Linked DNA regions of Homo sapiens: region 1 is linked to region 2. A link is a loop called in an ENCODE intact Hi-C map of the cell type or tissue named here. Cell type or tissue: CD4-positive, alpha-beta T cell. All regions are shown on one strand. Each heading gives the region's core, and the rest is flanking DNA. Links, peaks and the distances in the headings are about the cores only. Region 1 overlaps PALLD (palladin, cytoskeletal associated protein). Region 2 has its middle 21 kb from the start of MFAP3L.

The links. Peaks named below come from ENCODE experiments on the same cell type or tissue, not always from the same donor. Only the 100,000 strongest peaks of a DNase experiment are listed, where the experiment ranks them.
Region 1: it touches region 2 in a loop (8-fold over the local background); 5 of 110 quality-filtered maps call a loop at or near these places.

What each region holds. Positions count from the first base shown.
Region 1 is chr4:168,918,391-168,929,937 of GRCh38, reverse strand. PALLD (palladin, cytoskeletal associated protein) reads right to left here. Exons shown (of 22, transcript NM_001166108.2): 18 at 8,197-8,404; 19 at 5,518-5,683; 20 at 4,860-4,993; 21 at 4,660-4,705; 22 at 1,497-3,725. The coding sequence ends at 4,692. It also overlaps a transcript of CBR4 not described here. Among named protein-coding and RNA genes, the nearest start is that of CBR4, 86 kb to the left of the region's middle. In CD4-positive, alpha-beta T cell, for the core only: CTCF peaks have their summits at 5,889 and 6,089 (motif pointing left); a DNase peak (open chromatin) is centred at 6,047.
Region 2 is chr4:170,041,213-170,052,759 of GRCh38, reverse strand. No RefSeq gene overlaps it. Among named protein-coding and RNA genes, the nearest start is that of MFAP3L, 21 kb to the right of the region's middle. RefSeq lists an enhancer at 6,756-7,295. In CD4-positive, alpha-beta T cell, for the core only: CTCF peaks have their summits at 4,619 and 4,821 (motif pointing right); a DNase peak (open chromatin) is centred at 4,789.

The DNA.
Region 1 (11,547 bases), core at 1,507-9,506, 1.1 Mb after region 2:
TTAACCATCTGTGGAATTTTGTTAGGTGTGTACACATTTTGTAATTGAAATTTTACTTTAGTTTCCAACTACACTAAAATAATAGCTGAAATTTATTGAGCTCTTACTATGTGCCAGGTACCATGTCAAAATTATCATCCCATATAATCTTCACAGCAGCACAAAGAGAGGGGTGCTATTTTAATCTCCATTTTCCAAATAAGGAAACTGAGGCTTGGGGAGGTAAAGTAACTTGCTTATGGGTCACACATGATCAAAAGAGCTAGGATTCAAATCCTGGTTGGCCAACTCCAACACTCAAGTTCCTCACCACCATAATATAGAAGTTGTATTTCTATAATTTAAAGGGGTCAAACTAAATTTACATGATGATAAAGGAGGTTGTAGCTACTGAGCAAGCCAAGGGGATTGTCATGTTATGCATGTTCATAAAAGGGAAAATCAAGGACAAATTCAGCATTAAAATATATAATGAATCTTGTAAACTACATAGCAAGTCATGGGGTATAGAAGACAATGTGAAATACACAATTCTAGTCTAATTCAAATGTATCCTCAAAGCTCCATTATATTGCATATGTAAAAGATGAAATATTTTCACCTTATGGAGGCTGTGAATTAGATAAATGACCAGCTTTCTCTTTCCCGTAGTAGGAAAGCCTAGGCCCAAATATGTTGTCCGTCTGTTGTAACTATGTAGATATTAATGCTATATGTGTATATGAATATGGGTGTGTGTGTGTGTGTAATATCTCATTCCTTGTTCCATTTATACTTACTTTCTTCCTTTTCCCCTCACTTTTAATTTATATCATCTTGCTGTATTTTATGTATCCTTGTACGTCATGGCACTGGTGTGTATTTACATGCATACCTACAGTACATTGCTGTGGCAGGCAGAACTGTAAGATGGCCCCTAATATCCCCATCCTCTGGTGTATACACACCTTCTCTCAGTTATTCCAATCAAATGGCGATTTAGCTGCTGCTTTGAAGGGATTTGCAGATGTAATTAAGGTTCCCAAAGTCAGGTGACTTTAAGAAAGGGAGATTATCTGGATGGGCCTGACGTAATTTAAAAGGGACTGGGCCTTTGACAAAGAGAAAGTGTGAGAGGGATCTGAGGTGAAGGAGATTCTCACCACTAACCCTGAAGATGGAGCGGGCTACATGGCAAGGAATACAGGCGGCCTTCAGGAGCTGAGAGAGAGAGCTCCTGGCTGAGGGACTAAAGGAGACGTCTCTTCTACAATTGCACAGAGCTATCACAACCACTTGAATTTTGAAGAGGATCTTGAGCTCCAGATGAGAATACAGTCCAGCTGATACAATGATTTTAGCTTTATAAGATCCTGAACAGAGAACCCAGCTACATCCTGCCCGAACTTGATTTACAGAACTGTGAGTAATAAATGAGTGATGCTGAAGCCTCAAACATCACTCAAAGTTTATGCTAATTGTTATGGCAGCAACAGAAAACTAAAACTGAATATTTATTTTGCTTCACAAAACTGCAACTATTATTTGTCAAATATTTATTGATGTTAAATCCACATTACACCAGCACAACAATCCAAAGTAGTATGATTGATTGATAGTACTTTTTTTTTTATAAATACAATATAAAGGTGGCAAAATAATGCTAGTTAATCCCAAACCCAGCAAATCAGCAAAAAAAGGTCACATTCAGAAAAATTTGGCAAGTAAGACATAAGTCATAATTCTACAATAGAGATAGGTCCATGAGAGACTGTGTATGGTATCTTAAATTCCATATTAGCAATGCATATAAGTGCGGTCAAAGAAACTTGAACCACACTGCATAGAACATCTGCCACCCGGTGCTCAAGCCTATTAATCACTTAAACCTTGGTTGGTTGGTGTTCTTACAAAGAAGTAGAAAGCTGTACATGTGAAACAGTAATATGAAATATATGGGGTGGTACACAGATATAAAATTATTTTAAAAAATACTACGTATGAATTGAGTAACTGAGCTAAGAGAGGCCACTTATAAATAATGAAAGATACATGTGTTTTGCATAAGGAATACAGTGTTTTCTTTTCATAGCAAAGTACCATTAAAGCCTCATGTTTTATACTACTAGGTCAAATTATTTTTTCTCCTTTTTAAAATTTATCGGTTCCGACTTAAAACCATCAAGTCTGGTCAGAATCAACTCAGTCTAGCTGATGCAAAATCATATGCATTCAAAAAGCAGTCTTTACCGAGATGCCTTTACAAACCTTGGAATCCAGCACCTTCTTAAGGCAAAGTTTCATGGCAGCAGGGAAGTGAACTAATAATTTTCATTTACCACATCTTGGTGTCTTTGAAAAAATACTTTATGGCACAAACCTGTTTTTGTCTCTCCTTATGTCTCCACTTCCTTCAAGTAGACTAGATGCTACAGGCAATTTCTCATTTATGCCACCATGCAGTCTCAATCCATTTTCAACTTGCTCTACATACCTAAAATCTTCCACTACTACACAAACCTCAGACACACTGCAATCTCCACAGCATGTGTGCTCCACAGCATGTGTGCTCCACACTTCCAGCTGGCCCTGGGTTCCTTGACTTGTGAATGGCAGTGTTTTTTTCACCTATGTTTGAAGAAAACCAAAGAAAAGCCTGGCCTTTGCTACCTCTCCTGTGCCTTCTACTTTTATCTAAATGAACACACTATAATCATGCTGGTTGCATTTTCCTTCATTCTCCTCCCTACTCCTTCCAAACCCCTGATTCCTCCAAATACTATATATGCCTTGGTCATTTGGGTGGTTTGGATGCTTTCTGTGGAATGAACTGTAATATATTTCTGCTTTATTCAGAGCACTTTATATTATTTATATTTAAATTAGCCTTTTAATATGGTTTGTAAATAAGTTTCCTACCAAGGTAGCATGAAAACACTACACATAAAGAAAAAAAATGTTAAGAACTAAGGTATTAACCTTGTTAGAAAACTCTTTTGATATTAACATTTAAGGCAAGTAGTTCCTTCCTTATGATTTAATATAAAAACATTTGCAAAGACAAGGCATTTACTTGGATTTCTTTGTCATCTCTTCTTCTTTCATCCTTACATATTGCACTTGGTTCACTGTATCTGTCTGAATACACTGTGCTTCAGAATCATTGTAGTACTGTTTGTGGTACAACTCCCTCATTAAACATTTCACACTATCAGGCTACACAGCACCTATATCTTGTGTTTAAAGGCACTTGTAGATAATACAAATTGTAGTTACCTGTGAACAATTGATTTCCTTTAGTATTTTGGCATTTTGATCACTTTAATCACAGCAATTCCAAAGTTTTAAATTGGACAGTAAATGTGTATTTTCTGTGCAATGTGTATATTTGTATTAGCATTATCTACTTAAACTAAGTTTGGTATATCAAGTAAGAAAAATATTATTTTGGTGTTTTTTTTTTAATTTCTTATAGTCAAAGGTATGTTTCTGCCTTTTACATAATGTGACAAAGGAATATGTTGGTCAAGGCAATGGCTGTTTCAGTGTTTCAGCTTTAACAAGAATGCTGGATTACAGGTCCTCACTTTCTACCAAGGCAGTATTCAGTGTCAGGTGAGATGGGTTGGCCTCAGGTTGGAACGCTGCTTTGATGTCTAGTCCCTGGTCCGAAAGTGCTGCATAGCGACTGGCTGAGGGCCGTACTTTTTTTGGCTTGGTGCTCTGTGACTGCTGATGCCACTGGGCTACAAAGAAAAAGAGTAAATTAAGATTTTTAATCAAGATATACTTGGAAAGCCTTTAGATATTTCAAATAAATACAGAATGTCTAGATAGATGCAAGGCACCTGAACACATCCATGGTAGAAACATGGAAAATTTAGGAACACTTTTGCATTTTACTCACATGTTGCAGATTTACTGTCTATACAGGATAGTGGGAATAAAGCAGCTAGATTACAAAGGTCAAGTGTAGTTTATCTTTTTTTTTTTTAAGTAAACACTGCAGCACAGGGAATCCTTTGGAATAGCTGATAAGCTTCCTAATTCTCATCCCCCCTCTCCTTTTAAAAAATATTTTCTCTAAAATAATTATAGCACTTAGGAATTCTGCTGGATGTGGATGCTTTAACACTAATCAACTGAAAGGAATCGTACAGTAGGGAAGGTTGAGGCCACACATTTCTTGATGACCCTCACATAGTTATTTCAAGAAGAGGCAAAATCTGAAATAAATTCTTAAATAAATTCTTAATTTTTTTCTAGTGTTTTTTTTATGTCAATGGATAACATAATGCTGATTGTACTAGACTGTAAATTCAATAGGAATAATTTTCTTTAAATTTGGGATGCATGTACACAAATATACAAACACAAGTCTACTGCTGGCTGCTTAAGATATATTAATGAGAAAAGCACTAAGCCACAAAAGTACGCATTCCAGGATCAATGGAACACACGTTTAGAGTGCATTAGGACACTGCGATAGAATATAGGAAGAAATGTTAAAAGGCAGTCATTTGCAGAACACAGTAACAAGAACATGTGAAAAACATGGTTATGCCTTTGCCTACTGTTAACTCCTAAGGATGCTTGAGTAAGGAAGCCACAACTAACTAGCCAATGTAAGAGAAATCAACATGCATATTTTGCTAATAATTCAAAGTTCCTGAATGATACTTGGGTATTTGTTCTCCTGGTGTGGTTCACTATTAATGTCGAGAAACTACAAATAGAAAGAGAGAGAGAGCAATATGAATTTTTTTGACAAATAAAACACAATAGTTGTTTATAAAGAGTAATGTGATTTGCTGTCCAGATGTCTAATTTTTCATAATTTAATGAGTAAACGCAATGAAATGAGATGAAGTGGCACTCACTGTAAACGTCCAGCCTGGCAGTACAGGACACAATCCCTGCTTCATTCTTGGCTGACACAGTATACCACCCAGCATCTTCTTTTGTGGCTCCCTGAATGAGCAGGCAGATGTAGCCGTGGTTGTCCTGGTGCATGCTGGAGAAAAGGATAAAGTCATTAGGGTTCTAAATTTTTTAAAAGTGGCTTTGGACATGAAGCATCATTTTTAATTAGATCATTAGAAACAGAATTGTGCAAGTAGCTGATAATAGGGTCATACTTATTCTGTAGAGATTACTAGCTCCATTAAAGTTAATGGGAGAAAGAACAGACGTCAAGAGTTGAATACATCTGTGTGCTTAATTCCTAGTTGAGGATCTGCCTTTACAAAAACCACTGAATAGTCTTTTATCACTAAAGCAAATGAATTCATCTTTTCTTTTAGATAGAATGATAAACACTTTTAAGAAATCACCATTAGATCAAACACCCATAGCTTCCTTCTAAAAGCTTAATCCTACATTGGGTAACGCATGGTTTTTGTCTTTGATTGATTTCATCAAAAATCAAAACATCTATGTGGCTTTTACACATAGATTTCCATGCTATATAAAATGTATCTTTTGATACATCATTAGGACTGAACAGTTAAGGATCAGGTTCTCATTGTGCAGTCTTACCTCACTCGGTCAGTGCTGTGAGTGAGTGATTCATTTTCTTTCTTCCAAAATATCTGAGGTGGTGGCACTCCCAATACACGACATTCCAGCCGCACTGGGTACCCATCAGCAACTCCTGTGTTTTGGAGCTTCTCAATAAACACAGGGGGTTTGTGTGCTTCTTTAGCTAAGAAAACATGAGATGAATTCTCTATCAATGATATACAAAAGGAGCACTAGAAAGAATTCAGAAGGCTTTTGGAATATTGCTTGAATAGATCTTTTATGATACCATTTTTTACTCCAGGTGGTAAGATGCTAGTCCCCTCTCCAAATTATTCTTTTACCAAGCAAAGGTCTGTATACTTCATTCCGCTCATTTATTTCCTCAATTAATTCAAGTCTGATAGGCTCACACTGTCCACTGGCCATCTGCTTCACAGAATGCCTGTCTGACCAGCTGTGGGAGACTCCTAAGTCATTGCTAGCATCTGTGATGGCTTCACTACTAGTGATTATGTTACCGATCATTCACAGCCTCAACCAACTACTGCCACCTAGTGGTGCTGAGGACAAGTATTTCTAGGAATTTGACCACTTAGATTCCCTCACTGCCGTTTGCCATGTTTGCCATGAATATTCTGAATATTTGTAACTCTTAAGTGAGACATGCCATAGAATTTAAAGGGGGCAATTTAAAGGGGAGGCATCTTTATCTAAATTTGGCAGCTTTAAATAGTTACCTGTAAACTAGGAATGTATATCCTATAAATTACAAATTCCACTTTGTATTCTTTGAAGGTTATAAAAAAGCTTTATTATAACCTTGAAGGAAGGAACCCATTAAAAAAAAAAGACAACTTTAGTACTATTCTGAAAAATTCAGGACTGATTGTTAATAACACTCTGAATAATACCATCCAATGGGAAATTGTTTTCTTGGATCAGTTGTAGTAGTGGTGGAAAGTACTTCAGAGAATGAATAAGGTTTACTTATTTTCTTTTGAACTACCAACAATGAATCTGAGAATGCATTCCTTTTCCACCACTACTCCCTCATCTGGAGTGACAGATATATCACAGCAAAGCAGCTAGGAAAGAGCTCAAAAAGGATGAAAATTCTACCTGAACTTTTCAAATGCTTAATACTCTCCAACACCACGAGTTAGTTAGAAGGTTGGATTTTTATTGAATTTTACATGGTTGCCCATCCTAGGCTATTCTGGGAGAAGTGGGAACAGAAGCTCACTTTGTATTCTTTCTGGGGCTCCAGTTTTGCAAAGAACATAAAATGTATAAAACAAGTCTTAATGTCATAGCAACTCATCAGTAAGAATAACATCTACCACTTTGCAGCATTGCTGTGCAGGGTACTAGTTATGCAGAGCTTCATACACATTTTTATGATTTAATCCTTAGGAAAGCACTGTGAGGCATTATATTCCCATTTTATATATGGAGAAACTAAGTCGCAGAGATAGCTATTTGCCAAATGTCACACTAGTAAAATCGACAAGAGCCGGGACTGGAGCAGATCTGACCCCAAAGACTTTGCTTCCAATTACTGTGCATCACCGTCTTCTGACAGGAGTGCCAGCTGATGCGCACTGAGGTATCTATGTGATCAAAAGGCATATTTAACAGCAGAAAAGTGAAGTTTTAGTTTGAGGTTAGAGGAATGAAATCAATTGTAGCATGTAAGAATATAGAGTACTTTGTACAAAACTTGAAAGCATGGCTAACCTGTAGCACCACAGTCCACATATTTACCACATTTTTATGTGAAAACATCTTGGTACCATTATCAGAATCATAATCCAAGAGTTTTGTCAAGACTTCTTGGGTTTTATTCTCATTGCTACTCTATTTCTTGAAAGAGCTCAGTGACGTAGTGTGTTTAGAAGAGCACTAGGAGTCTTGTGTTAAATCTAATCATCAGCTTACTAAGTGGGACCCTGGAAAATTCAGAGAAGATTTGCTCTGATTATCTCATAAGGCTCATGTGAGGGCCAACTGATACATAATGTACATGAAGCACTTTGCATAAAGAGGTAGAAGAAATAAATGTTTTGTTATGTTCTTTCTTAAAAGAGATCAGGTACTCAACACCTAACTCTTAAGGATGGTATAAAAACCTTTCCATAAATGTGTTTTCCTTTTAGGCTTCTCAAAGCATAAGACTTCATGTAACAGCACTTTTACAGAATTTACCTACACAATAATCAGTGAAAAAGCAAATCTGAGTGTAGTTTGACAATGACTATGAGGGTAGATGACAGTGTTGTTTTAAAAACCAGGTGTGTGTGTGTGTGTGTGTGTGTGTGTGTGTGTGTGTGTGTATATATATATATATATAAATATAAAACTTTATATATAAGCAAATTCTTTGGTTCTTGGAGTCCATGCTGCTGTTACTATTTCTCTATGTAACACTAGGGGCCACTATACACACAGGAGGTCGAATGACCCAAAAGAGCTAATAAAATCTTTTTCTCTCTTTGCCAGGTTAGTGGGAGAAATGAAAGATTTCTGTTTCTGTTTTGCTAGGCCTTATAACCATGTCCTCATTGGCTATTTTGATGATACAATCTATTTTTTCAATACTTTATTTTCCGTATTGGTTAGTAATGTAGAATTAGTTTACATTTGTAAGTCTGATGTTCATTCTGTCAGAGAGCAAGGATTCACAGATGAGCCTACCAGCAACCACAAGCTCCAGGCTGAATGAGTTCTGTCCTGCTCGGTTGGTAGCTATACATGTGTAGATGCCGGCATCACGTGACGTGACTGGCTCTATGATCAGAGAGTGCACCCCGTTCTCACGCACCAGCATCTTGTGAGCACTGTCAGGGCGTACGGGCTTTCCATCTAGTTGCCAGCTTAGATCTGGGGTTGGTAACCCACTGACCTAAATCATAAAAGAAATACATGTAAATTTTTGTATTAAAACAGAGTGAAATCACTGGTAGCTAAGAAGTCTGCATAAATTCCTCCTTCAGTAGTACAAGAGGTGGCTTTTTTTTTTTTTTTTTTTTGGACAGAGTTTCACTCTTATTGCCCAGGCTGGAGTGCAGTGGCACAATCTCAGCTCACTGCAACCTCTGCCTCCCGGGTTCAAGCGATTCTCCTGTCTCAGCCTCCTGAGTAGCTGGGATTACAGATGCCTGCCACTATGCCAGCCTAATTTTTAGTATTTTCAGTAGAGATAGGGTTTCACTATGTTGGCCGGGCTGGTCTTGAACTCCTGACCTCAGGTGATCCGCCTGCCTCAGCCTCCCAAAGTGCTGGGATTACAAGCATGAGCCATTGCACCGGGCCAAGAGATGGCTTTTAGTATCAGCTCATGTTACTCTTTTGCTTAAAACTTTTGCTTTAAACTTTGGCTTCCTGAGCACTCACCAGCTTACATCTAAACAATTCTTACAGAGCAACCTAGAGAAGACCGAGATGGGATTTAAAAAATTGCTGTCATGGTCTTACCTTGCCCAGGGCTATGGAGATTAATGGGATGATATCAGCACCAGGCTCTGGGCTTCTTTGAAAAAAGATGTCCAACAATAATAACAAATACTCAGCTGGCATTTATATATAGTACTGTAAAGCTTCTCATCAAGGAGCAGCCATAGTTATGGAGAATGCATTCGTCAGCACACAGGGCTGCTATTATTATTTTATAATCCTTGAAACTGAATAACAAGAGCAATACGAAATTACCCAGAAAGCCATCTCAACAAATTACCATCACAATGGAAACATCATAAAATCTTGAGACCTTGACAGTTGTGTGGACCAGAGATCAGATAAAAGCATTTAATTGCTAATAACATGTTGTGCCGCAAAGGGTCAGGATGGTCGCCATCTGCCAGCTTTTTAGTTTTGCCCTTGATTTTGAATGGAAGAAATGCACTGTTAAGGAAGGCCTTTTTACCCCCTACCCCCAACTTTACTAGTACGAAGTTATATACAAAAAGATGTCACTTAGACTGTAAAACAGTTCTTTTGAAGAACTAGCTTTGCCAGCATCAGCCAGAGGACTCACAAATTCCATTCCTGCTACGTGATACTCAACTGATATTACCTGCAAGATGCCTCCCACCACACATGTAGCAAAGGGCTACAGCATTTAAAGTAAACTTAAATGACTGGTTAAAAGGATGAAGAGGTTTTGGAAACAAACAGCAGTAGTTAGGCAGCTTGGCTTCTGAGACACTCAGGCTCTGTGTTCTCCTATCTATCCACTTGCTGTCCCCAGCTCTCCATGTACACTGCCTGACCTGTTTGGAGGTCATCAGAAGTGGTGTGGAGGAAGAGGGAGTGGACATCTTTGGTCAGGCTCCTTGTTGTTCCCACATCTAGAAACAAAGCGGCACTGCTTGTTCCTACTTTACCAGGTTAGATCCTAGATAAGCCATCTACTGACTGAAGCCACAGTATGTTTAGTAGGAGAGATGCCCAAAGCACGCGTACTCTCAAACCACGTGATTCACAGTGAACCTACCCAGTGGATAGTTACTCATGCTAGGGCAAAGAGAATGCCCCTTGTACCTTTTTTCTAACCCCAGTTCTCCTGGCTAAGTAAAGACAGCATGATCTCAGGAGCTGAAGGTCACCACCAGCAGGTCACAATGTAACTAGATCTGTACTCTCAGCACACATGAAAATAGTGATGCTTGTTGCTATGGGAGTGGAATTAGTTATTTTCCTGAAAATTTAGTACCAGTTAAGGATAATCAGTGTCTAGGAATGTTCCTCAGGGGCTAAAAGGGGAGGGGGCTTTTTGGAGGAAAAGCAAGCTGCTGCTTTAGTGTTTGGCTTATCGTCAGGATTTTTTCCCCTTTCAAAGCTTAAATACACTAACTTTTTTTTTTTCCTGATCTATCTGTACATGTGGCAAGGTTTTTCACTTTTTTTTTTTTTTTAAGACAGTCTTGCTCCTTGCCCAGGCTGGAGTGCAGTGGGCACAATCTCAGCTTACTGCAACCTCCGCCTCCCGGGTTCAAGCAATTCTCTTGCCTCAGCCTCCTGAGTAGCTGGGATTACAGGCGCCTGCCACCATGCCTGGCTGATTTTTTTGTATTTTAGTAGAGACGGGGTTTCACCATGTTGGCCAGGCTGGTCTCGGATTCCTGACCTCAGGTGATCCACCTGCCTCGGCCTCCCAAAGTTTTAGGATTACAGGCGTGACCCACGTGCCTGGCCGATTTTTCACATTTTCTTTATCCAGGTCAGATCATCATAGTGAAATCAATAGGCAGTTTACTTTTTGTTTCCAATATTCTTTTAATGGCAGGCGTTTTAAGGACAGTTATGTGCCAGTCCAGTGAAAGACAGTACTGTTATTTCTTTCTTAAATATGATTAAAAATAGAGATAACCAGTATGGTAAGTGTGTATATACCCATCATTTAGTCACTCTCTTATTTTTTATATTTAAAAATAAATTCCAGATTTTATATACCATTACCCCCATATAGCTCAGTATGCATTTCTAAAAACAAGACTTTTCCATAATCACAATTCCATTTTACACGTAAAATTAATAATTCTTTGGTATAATCTAATTATCTATTTAAAATAAAATTTCCCTGGTTAACTCAAAACGTTATTTTACAAGTGGTCTGTATGAATTTTTTTAAGTGTTTTTTAATTGATAAAAATTGTATGTAATTCTGCACATTATTTTGAAATATGTATGTGTTGTGGAATACCTAAACTGAGCTGATTAACATATGTATGACTTCATTTTTTTTTGTAGTAAGAACACTTAAAACCTACTCTTAGCAATTTTCAAGTATATAGTACATCGTTATTAACTATAGTCACCATGTTGTACAACAGATCTCTTGAACTTATTCTTCCTGTCTGAAATTTTATATGCTTTGACTAACATTTCCCCAACTTTCCCTCTCCCCGTCTAGCCCGTGGTAATCACCATTCTATTCTCTACTATGAGTTCAACTTTTTTATATTGCACATATAAGTAAGATCCTGTAGTATTTATCTTTCTGTGCCTGGCCTATTTCACTTAACATTATGTCCTCCAGGTTCATCC
Region 2 (11,547 bases), core at 1,110-9,109:
TTGCCCAGGCTGGAGTGCAGTGGCACGATCTCGGCTAACAGCAACCTCCGCCTCCCAGGTTCAAGCAATTCTCCTGCCTCAGGCTCCCGAATGGCTGGGATTAGAGGCGCTCGCCAGCACACCCAGATAATTTTTTTTGTATTTTTAGTAGAGAAGGGATTTCACCATGTTGGCCAGGCTGGTCTTGAACTCCTCACCCCAGGTTATCCACCAGCCTCGGCCTCCCAAAGTGCTGGGATTACAGGTGAATTGTACATTTTAAATGGGTGGATTTTATGGTATGTGAATTACATCTCAATAAAGCTGTTTTTAAAAAAGGTTACCATGAAAGCAAATTAATTGCTTGATTGATTAAACATTAACTGACGAAAACTGGTATTCAGTAGTAGCCCATGATGCGGATAGAAAAATATTTGAATCGTATGTCTGTTGACATGAGAACACATTCAAAAAATATGAGGCCAAAGAGTCTTTATAAAGCAGTTTCTACAATACAATCCCATTTTTATTTGCGAACAAAAGGATATGTTTATTCAAACTGTATGTATGGATGCCCACATTGCCAGGAATCGTTCTGAGTGTTTGTGAACTATCAGTGAATAGGTCCTTGTTATCGTGGAGCTTACATTCGAATATGGGGAAAGCCCATAAGTAATAAGCATAATAGGCCGGGCGCAGTGGCTCACGCTTGTAATCCTAGCACTTTAAGAGGCCAAGGTGGGTGGATCACTTGAGGTCAGGAGTTCAAGACCAGCCTGACCAACATGGTGAAATCTTGTCTCTACTAAAAATACAAAAAATTAGCCGGGCGTGGTGGTGCATGCCTGTAATCCCAGCTACTTGGGAGGCTGAGGCAGGATAATTGCCTGAACCCAGGAGGCAGAGGTTGCAGTGAGCCAAGATCACGCCACTGCACTTCAGCCTGGGTAACAGAGCAAGACTCTGTCTCAAAAAAAAAAAAGAAAGGAATAAGCATAATAAATAAGTGGATTGCATAGGATGTTAGAAGTGTAAAAGGACCATGATGGGTTGGAGAGGGTAAAGAAGAGGGTCTGGGAGTGCAGGGGAAGAGCATGTCGCAGTGTTCAGTGGGGTGGTGCTCAGTCCTCATTGAGAAAGTGAGAAGGTGAGCAAAGACTCATGTTAGACAAGTGGTGGCTGAGGGAAGAGCAAGGCCCTAAAGCAAGTTTGAGCCTCCTCAATTCAGCAGCCCAGGAACAGGCAGGAGACCAGCATGGCAGCAGCAGAGAAAACAAGGCATGTGCAGGGCTGCCTCACTTTATTGAGCTTTACTTTATAACACTTTTCAGAGACTGCATTTCTTACAAATGGAAGGTTCGTGGCAACCTTCTGCATTAGCACCATTTTTCCAACCACATGCCTTCACTTTGCGTCTCTGTGTCTCATCTGGGTAATTCTCACAATATTTCACTTTTTAATTATTATTATATATGTTATGCTGCTTGATAATTGTCTTTGACATTACTATTATAATTTTGGGGGTTGCCATGAACTGTGCCCCTGTAAGATAGCAAACTTCATCAATAAATGTTATGTGTGTTCTGTTTCACACACCAGACATTTCCCCATCTCTCTCCTCAGGCCTCCCTATTTTCTGAGACGCAACAATATTGAAATTAGGCCAATTAAGAATCCTACAATACCGGCCGAGCAGAGTGGCTCACACCTGTAATCCTAACACTTTGGGAGGCTAAGGCGGGTGGATCACTGGAGGCCAGGAGTTTGAGACCAGCCTGGCCAACATGTGAAACCCCATCTCTCCTAAAAATACCAAAAATACAAATCGCTCCTAAAAATACAAAACAAAAACAAAACAATACACCTAGCCAGGCATTGTGGCACATGCCTGTAATTCCAACTACTTGGGAGGCTGAGGCAGGAGAATTGCTTGAACCTGGGAGGTGGAGGTTGCAGTGAGCTGAGATTGCGCCACTGCACTCCAGCCTGAGCAACACAGTGAGACTCCATCTCAATCAATCAATCAATCAATCAATCAAAAATCCTACAATAGCCTGTAATCCCAGCACTTTAAGATGCTGAGGCAGGCAGATCACTTGAGTCCAGGAGTTCAACACCAGCCTGGGCAACATGGAGAAACCCTGTCTCTACAAAAACTACAAAAATTAACTAGCATGCTGGTGCACACCTGTAGTCCCAGCTACTTGGGAGGCTGAGATGAAAGAATCACCTGAGCCCAGGAAGTGGAGGCTGCAGTGAGCCAAGATTGTGCCACCACACTCTAGCCTGGGCGACAGAGCAAGACCCTGTCTCAAAAAAAAAAAAAAAAGAATCTTGCAATAACCTCTAAGTGTTGAAGTGAAAGGAAGAATCTCAAGTCTCTCACTTTAAATCAAAAGCTAGAAATAATTAAGCTTAGTGAGAAAGGCATGTTGAAAGCTGAGATACGCAGAAATCTAGGCCTCTTGCACCGAGCAGCTAGCAACCTCCCGGAACCTCGGTTTCCTCCTCATTTGTAAAATGGGGCAAATCTGCTTCCAGTTGTTTTGAACATTAACTTAGGTAATGCATGCAAAGCACATAGCGTCATTGTTGTTATTTGTGAGCCTTAGAAGACTCTGCTATACATGTCTATTATCAGCAGTTAAAAGGTTCACCGAGATGTGACGCATGACTTTCTCCCTCATCTTTATTGCCAAATCCATTTTTCATTCTCGTTTTCCTTTCTCATGTACTTTGAAGACCTCCTTCCTTGGCAGACAGACTTTGCAATCCCAGGGACTCCAAGTTTCCTGCATCACAGTTAGCACCACAGAATTCATCTGGAGCCTGGGGAGAAATGCCCCAGGCGTCCTCCAAACATTTGAAGCTTCTCCAGCTTCACTTGTCTGTTTCTTACTTAGTCTGTGCGCATTCCGCCTAACTTTGTATTTGCTAGATGAAGGGGATAATGATTATGACTGTTTCAGTAAGCAAGAGCAAGTGAGGCAATTAGTTCAATAAATGTTAATTAAGTGCTAACTATATGCAGCTACTGTGAGAGGTGCTGGAAATACAAGATCAGGAAAAGAGCCCATGTCCAGAAGAAGTTCACAAAAATCTCTTAACTATTTTAATCCCAACAACAAAGTAACTTTCCTGGCTATTACATAATGTCACATTTGAATTTCTCAAGATTTCTTTTTTACCTTTCTTGGTCTTACAAACTTCACGTGCCTGAAATTTCTTGTGTTTGCCTTTTTTTCCTCAATAGAGTTGATAGATACCTCTGCTGGATGGGTCTCTCTTGGCAGTCCTGAATAAGCAGTGTTCATGGTGCAAATTAAGCATTTGGAAAGCACATTCATCTTTTTAAATGCAGTATTTAGCAAGTTCTTGCTACCTGGAAAGTGTTCCATAAATATTTGTTTAATCATGAAAAGGATTTTCAAGTTGTCAGGGTACAATTTAATTTCAACATGCTCAGTAAGTTTGGGGAGAGCAGACAGGATGTGCATAATTTGGTATTCTTGGGAATAAGGAGAAGGTGGAGCAATGTCTGGGAACTGAAACTGACACCCAAGAACTTGCATCTGAACTTTGTTTCTTAGACCTGAGCCCCCTTGGAACTCAGCATCAGCCTCAGGTCAGGGCAGGTTGGTGGTTGAAGCATTTAGGGAAGGATGTTTATAACAACTTATTTTTTACTTATTATAGGAGTGCATGCTCATCACAACCAAAATGAGTAATTGAGGTGGTCAGGGGTAGAGCAGGCCTTCAAACTCAGTTATCTGTCCCCTAGAGCAGGGTTGCCCAACCCCCAGTCCATGGCCCAGTAGGAACTGGGCTGCACAGCAGGAGGCGAGCTTCATCTGTATTTACAGCTGCTCCCCATCACTTGCATTTCTGCCTGAGCTCCGCCTCCTGTCAGATCAGCAGGGGCATTAGATTCTCACAGGAGCGTGAACCCTATTGTGAACTGCACATGTGAGGGATGTAGGTTGCACACTCCTTATGAGAATCTAATGCCAGATGATCTGTCACTGTCTCCCATCATGCCCAGGTAGAACCATCTAGTTTCAGGAAAACAAGCTCAGGGCTCCCAGATTCTACATTACGGTGACTTGTCTAACTTTTTGTTATATATTACAACGTAATAAAAATAGAAATAAAGTGCACAACAAATGTAATGCACTTGAATCATCCCAAAACCATCCCCCCAACCCCGGTTCATGGAAAAATTGTCTTCCACAAAACCAGTCCCTCGTGCCAAAAAGGTTGGGAACTGCTCCCCTGGAGTCATGATACAAGACTGTGTCACCTTAGGGCTGAGCTGAGGATCACCTGAGTGATGGGTGACCTTGGGGCTGGGCTCAGAGCCAGTGAGAGGAGTGGGGGACATCTTTATGCTGGGGTTCCAGAAGAGGACAAAGCAGCATTGCCAATATGTTTGTGAGATGTCGTCAGAAAAAGATAAGGTAGAGGAGTGCAGTTATGCAGCAGGTTCAGCAACACTTAGAGATCTCTCACCTACAGATGGATGCTTAGCTCACATTGCTCAAGAGAAAGGAGCATAAATGCAACTTAGCCCCTAAGTTGTACATTTCAAAGACTCAGAAATATGCAGCCAGAGATTTGTTATCAACAGTCATCAAGAGGGAAGGATAAACACGAAAGGCTTGTGGGAATGATAATTGTTAGAATGTCCAAGCATCAATAATTTGTGACAACCTAGGACATCTCAAAAGTCTGTATGTTGGATTGCTTTGAATTGGATTTATCACATCCTATGCTATCGTGAAAAACAAGTTTGAAATGTAAATGAGCAACACATCTTGACCAGCAGGCGGCAGTCTTACCTCATATAATTTCTTTAAAAGCTTGCAGAAAGAATTACAGTAAATTATTTTTTTTTAATTGTACTGAAAATTTATTAGAATGGATTTTTTAAATGCCAAATTCACAACTAAAATGCAATTTATTGCAAAAAATTCAAAATTCCTTTTTGTCTCAGTATAAAAAACATTGAATGTATCTATTAGAAATTAATGAACAATTTTGTAAATGATACAAAAGAAAATTTTAACAAATGGTGAAACATTTTCTTATCTCAGGACACCAAATTAAAAAAAATTTAGGGCAGGTGCGGTGGCTCACACCTGTAATCCCAACTACTTTAGGAGGACAAGGCAGGAGGAACTCTTTTTTTATTTTATTTTATTTTATTTTATTTTATTTTTTTATTGATCATTCTTGGGTGTTTCTCGCAGAGGGGGATTTGGCAGGGTCACAGGACAATAGTGGAGGGAAGGTCAGCAGATAAACAAGTGAACAAAGGTCTCTGGTTTTCCTAGGCAGAGGACCCTTCGGCCTTCCGCAGTGTTTGTGTCCCTGGACTTGAGATTAGGGAGTGGTGATGACTCTTAACGAGCATGCTACCTTCAAGCATCTGTTTAACAAAGCACATCTTGCACCGCCCTTAATCCATTCAACCCTGAGTGGATACAGCACATGTTTCAGAGAGCACAGGGTTGGGGGTAAGGTCACAGATCAACAGGATCCCAAGGCAGAAGAATTTTTCTTAGTACAGAACAAAATGAAAAGTCTCCCATGTCTACCTCTTTCTACACAGACACGGCAACCATCCGATTTCTCAATCATTTCCCCACCTTTCCCCCCTTTCTATTCCACAAAACCGCCATTGTCATCATGGCCCGTTCTCAGTGAGCTGTTGGGTACACCTCCCAGACGGGGTGGTGGCCGGGAAGAGGGGCTCCTCACTTCCCAGTAGGGGCAGCCAGGCAGAGGCGCCCCTCACCTCCCGGACAGGGCGGCTGGCCGGGCACGGGGCTGACCCCCCCCCCCCACCTCCCTCCCGGACGGGGTGGCTGGCCGGGCAGAGGGGCTCCTCACTTCCCAGTAGGGGCGGCCGGGCAGAGGCGCCCCTCACCTCCCGGACGGTGCGGCTGGTCGGGCGGGGGGCTGACGCCCCCACCTCCCTCCCGGACGGGGTGGCTGGCCGGGCAGGGGGCTGACCCCCCCACCTCCCTCCCGGACGGGGCGGCCAGCCAGGCAGAGCGGCTCCTCACTTCCCAGTAGGGGCGGCCGGGCAGAGGCGCCCCTCACCTCCCGGACTGGGCGGCTGGCCGGGCGGGGGGCTGACCCCCCCCACCTCCCTCCCGGACGGGGCGGCTGGCCGGGCGGGGGGCTGACCCCCCCACCTCCCTCCCGGACGAGGTGGCTGCCGGGCGGAGACGCTCCTCACTTCCCAGACGGGGTGGCTGCTGGGCGGAGGGGCTCCTCACTTCTCAGACAGGGCGGCTGCCGGGCGGAGGGGCTCCTCACTTCTCAGATGGGGCGGTTGCCAGGCAGAGGGTCTCCTCACTTCTCAGACAGGGCGGCCGGGCAGAGATGCTCCTCACATCCCGGACCGGGCGGCAGGGTAGAGGCGCTCCCCACATCTCAGACGATGGGCGGCCGGGCAGAGACACTCCTCACTTCCTAGATGGGATGGCGGCTGGGCAGAGACGCTCCTCACTTTCCAGACTGGGCAGCCAGGCAGAGGGGCTCCTCACATCCCAGTCGATGGGCGGCCAGGCAGAGACGCTCCTCACTTCCCAGACTGGGTGGCGGCCGGGCAGAGGCTGCAATCTCGGCACTTTGGGAGACCAAGGCAGGCGGCTGGGAGGTGGAGGTTGTAGTGAGCCGAGATCACGACACTGCACTCCAGCCTGGGCACCATTGAGCACTGAGTGAACGAGACTCCGTCTGCAATCCCGGCACCTCGGGAGGCCGAGGCTGGCGGATCACTCGCGGTTAGGAGCTGGAGACCAGCCCGGCCAACACAGCGAAACCCCGTCTCCACCAAAAAAATACGAAAACCAGTCAGGCGTGGTGGCGCGCGCCTGCAATCGCAGGCACTCGGCAGGCTGAGGCAGGAGAATCAGGCAGGGAGGTTGCAGTGAGCCAAGATGGCAGCAGTACAGTCCAGCTTCGGCTCGGCATCAGAGGGAGACCGTGGAAAGAGAGGGAGAGGGAGACTGTGGGGAGAGGGAGAGAGGGAGAGAGGGAGAGGGAGAGCTAAATTATTTTATTCTATGTGATATCTCAACAGGAATCTAAATATAAAACTCATATTTAGAATGAATTATAAATTGAATATTATTTAATCATACCGTGGCCTGGAGTTCTATGACTAATGATAACTAAACCTGTTCATTCAACTAACTGCAAAAATACAAGACACGTGTAGCTATTACTTGAATTTACCATCAAGACATATTTCAGCACACTAGATAGAAAAGTATAATGTCTAGACTACTCTTAAGTCATAGGGGGGCAAATACAGTTAAATATCAATTTTCCAATTAAGATATTTAATTTATTTTGCCTTCCTATGTCAGGCCTGTATAATTTTATATTACATACCTCAGAAGTCTCATTCATTTTTTTCAAATGTATAAGTTTTCATTCACTCTAAAGAAATATTACTTTCAATGTTTTAGAACGGTTAATGTATGGTTGCAATTTTTATAACATTTAAAAGCATATGTCACATACTTAGTCCATTTTGTGTTGCTATAACAGAATGCCACAAGCTAGGTAATTTATAAGGAAAAGAAGTTTATTTGGCTCATGGTTCTGGAGTCCTGGAAGTCCAAGTGCATGATGCTGACATGTGGTGAAGACTTTAGTGCAGCATGATCCCATGGCAGAAGGCAGAAGGGCAAGAGGGGGTGAGAGCACGAGAGGGCCAAACTTGCTTTTATAACAAACCCACTCCTACAATAACAACATTAATCTATTCATGAGGGCAGAGCTTTCATGGCCTAAACACCTCTTAATGGTCCCACCTATTAAACCTGTCATAGGCTGGGCATGGTGACTCATGCCTGTAATCCCAGCACTTTAGGAGGCCGAAGCAGGTGGATTGCCTGAGGTCAGGAGTTCGAGACCAGCATGAGCAACATGGTGAAACCCCGTCTCTACTACAAATACAAAAACTAGTAGGGCGTGGTGGCAGGCACCTGTAAGCCCAGCTACTTGGGAGGCTGAGACAGGAGAATCGCTTGACCTGGGAGGCAGAGGTTGCAGTGAGCTGAGACCAGGCCATTGCACTCCAGCCTGGGTGACAAGAGCAAAACTCCATCTCAAAAAAACAAAAGCTAAAACAAAACAAAACAAAAAACCTGTCACAATGGCAATTAAATTTCAACATGAGTTTTGGAGGGCATACTCAAACCGTAGTACATACTATTCAAAATTAAAATGACAAACTCCACTTGGTAATTATAGTAAATTTATGTTTAGTTGCAAAATATTTACTGAGTCTATTACAGTAAGAACACATTTTTCTTTTTTTCTGTTTTGAGACAGTCTCACTCTGTCTCCCAGACTAGCGTGCAGTAGCGTGATCTTGGCTCACTGCAACCTCTGCCTCCTGGGTTCAAGCCTTCTCCTGCCTCAGCCTCCTGAGTAGCTGGGATTACTGGCGCCCACCACCACGCCCAGCTAATTTTTGTATTTTTAGTAGAGACAGGGTTTCACCATGTTGGCCAGGCTGAACTCGAACTCCTGACCTCCAGTGATCCGCCTGCCTGAGACTCCCAAAGTGCTGGGATTTCAGGTGTGAGCCACTGTGCCTGGCCACATTTTTCTTTATTTACTTTATTTACATTAAGGAAATCTCTGGCTTCACTAATGCTAATGTAATGCATTAATAAGCATGCCTCTGTCCCCAGAATTATGCTGGGCTTTAAGAAGTAAAAGAAAAGGTTCTTGCCTTCACACATAACCTTGTCACAGAGACAGGCCCAATAGAGTCTGATGTCCCTGGAAACTCTCAAATTCCCAAATACATGATTGAATATACATTCCCAGCAATTTGCTTATGTTATCAAAGTGGAAAATGGCGGCTGGTTTGCTTTTTGGACAATGTATAGTCAGCTGAGTACTCAATAATTAACAGACTCATTGCTACCTCACTGCTCAACTCCACCCCAACACGTTCACACATCCACTTTTTTTTTTTTTTTTTTGAGACAGAGTCTCACTCTGTCACCAGGCTGGAGTACAGTGGCGCGATCTCGACTTACTTCAACCTCCGCCTCCTGGGTTCAACTGATTCTTCTGCCTCAGTCTCCTGAGTAGCTGGGACTACAGCCAAGCGCCACCACGTCTGGCTAATTTTTGTACGGAGTGTCACCATATTGGCCAGGCTAGTCTCGAACCCCTGACCTCATGATCCGCCTGTCTCGCCCTCCTAAAGTGCTGGGATTACAGGCATGAGCCACCCTGCCTGGCCTACATATCCACTCTTAAGATTAATTAAGGTGATTAATCTGAAGGTGGAAAAGTTTCATGTGCCTAAGTATCGGAGTTCCTTTTCTTAATAAAACCAGAAAGTGCTCAATTTATAAATGCCAGGAACCTAGTAAATGCATGGCATGATAGATAACATATGGTGGCTATGCTTTAAATATCAGCTAGAAAAAAATAAGGAGACAGAATGAACCAAATTACTAGAGGTTGGTGGTCAAGATTGCAAGTGCAGAGTTGGGCAAGGTCCCTGCCAGTGAGAACAAAGATTTCCTAATGATGATAAGGTGAGCTGGAGCTGGGATGATGGGGAGATTCAGAGAGACAGAGAGGAGGAGAGGGGTCACTGGGTTGGGAGAAAGGCATGAGGAGCCTGGACGCAGTGCCTCATGCTTGTAATCCCAGTATTTTGGGAGGCCAAGGCGGGCAGATCACTTGAGATCAGAAATTCAAGACCAGCCTGGCCAACATGGTGAAACCCCATCTCCACTAAAAATATAAAAATTAGCCTGGCATGGTGGTGTGCAGCTGTAATCCCAGCTACTTGGAAGGCTGAGGCAGGAACATTGCTTGAACCCGGGAGGCAGAGATTGTAGTGAGCTGAGATGGCACCACTGCACCCCAGCCTGGGCAACAGAGGGAGACTGTCTCAAAATAATAATAATAATAATAAGGTTGCATCCAAGAATCTTCCAGAATCCTACTGGTGCTAACCCTCCATAGGCTGGTTATTGTCATTATGTCCCCTCAAAATTCACGTCGACATCCACAGATGCACACAAAGGGAGAATGCTGTGTGAAGACTGGAGTTTGCTGCCACAAGACAAGGAACTACCAGAAGCTGGGAGAGAATCCTGGAACAGATGATTCCTTAGTGCCTTCAGCGGGAGCATGGCCCTGCAGACACCTTCATCTTTGACTTCTAGCCTCCAGACCTGTCAGACATTTCTGTTGTTTGAGCCGCATCTGTGTCCACATATTCCCATTTTATCAGAACACCAGTCATATTGAATTTAAGGGCCCACCCTACTCCAGCATGACCACATCATAACTAATTACATCTGCAACAACCTTATATCCAAATAAGCTGACATTCTAAGCTTCTTGGGGTTAGGATATCAACATGAATTTTGGGGGGACAGAATGACAATAACCAACCTATGGAGAGTTAGCACCAGTAGGATTCTGGAAGATTCTTGGGTGCAACCTCTTTATGGTACTTTGTTCCAGCAAACCTAGCAGACTAATAACACCTATCAATCAAAATACACTGCGTTTATCTCAATATTTTATATATATAAACACATACAGTGAAATCCAACATAAGTAGTCAGAGGTAGTCACCCCATTAGACTTGCAGATTGGGGAGAAACTCATGCAGAGGACTCTAAGTAAATTCTCATTCACCAATTAATTAATTTATTTATATTTATTTATTTTGAGATGGAGTTTACTATTATCTTATTATCTGTTAACCATATTTCCCTACAGCAGGCTCAATAACAAAATATAACTCCTTCTGTAGGAAAACACAGTTTGTGAAAAATGTTTTGTGTATGTGTGTTTCTAACTTGCTCTTGTTGCCCAGGCTAGAGTGTAATGGGGTGATCTTGGCTCACTGCAACCTCCGCCTCCCAGGTTCAAGGGATTCTCCTGCCTCAGCCTCCCGAGTAGCTGGGATTATAGGTGTGCATTTTCTTTTTCTTCTTTTTAGTAGAGATGGGGTTTCACCATGTTGGCCAAGCTGGTCTCGAACTCCTGACCTCAGGTGATCCACCTGCCTCGGCCTCCCAAAGTCCTGGGATTATGGGCATGAGCCACTGCACCAATTTAAACTTAAGTGTGGCCGGTGGTGGAGGCCAGTTAAAAAGTAGCAAAAGGGTCCATATGAGGCTACTCCCTGGGTTTTGCATGAGGTAGAAGGCTGGTTGCACCAATGCTCTATAAATCATCAGCTTGTTGGAACATCGTCCTGGCTTTAGGTGTCCACACTGACTTTCTTTGAGTCATTTTTCTTGTTCTCAGCCAAACATTGCCTCAGCTGGCTCATGTACCCTGTGCGGCGGAACTGGGCTTTTAGCTTGGACTGCCACTCTGAAAGATGATCCAGAATGCCCCTGATACTGATCCTCAAACCTATGACTCTCCATCTTCAGGGTGAATACTGTGCTGACGCTGAGAAGAAAAAGAAAAAAAACTGTCCATATATCCTTGTTTATTTACTGTACTTATTTCATTGGCATCCCTGTTTCCAAAAAAGGCTTGAAATGA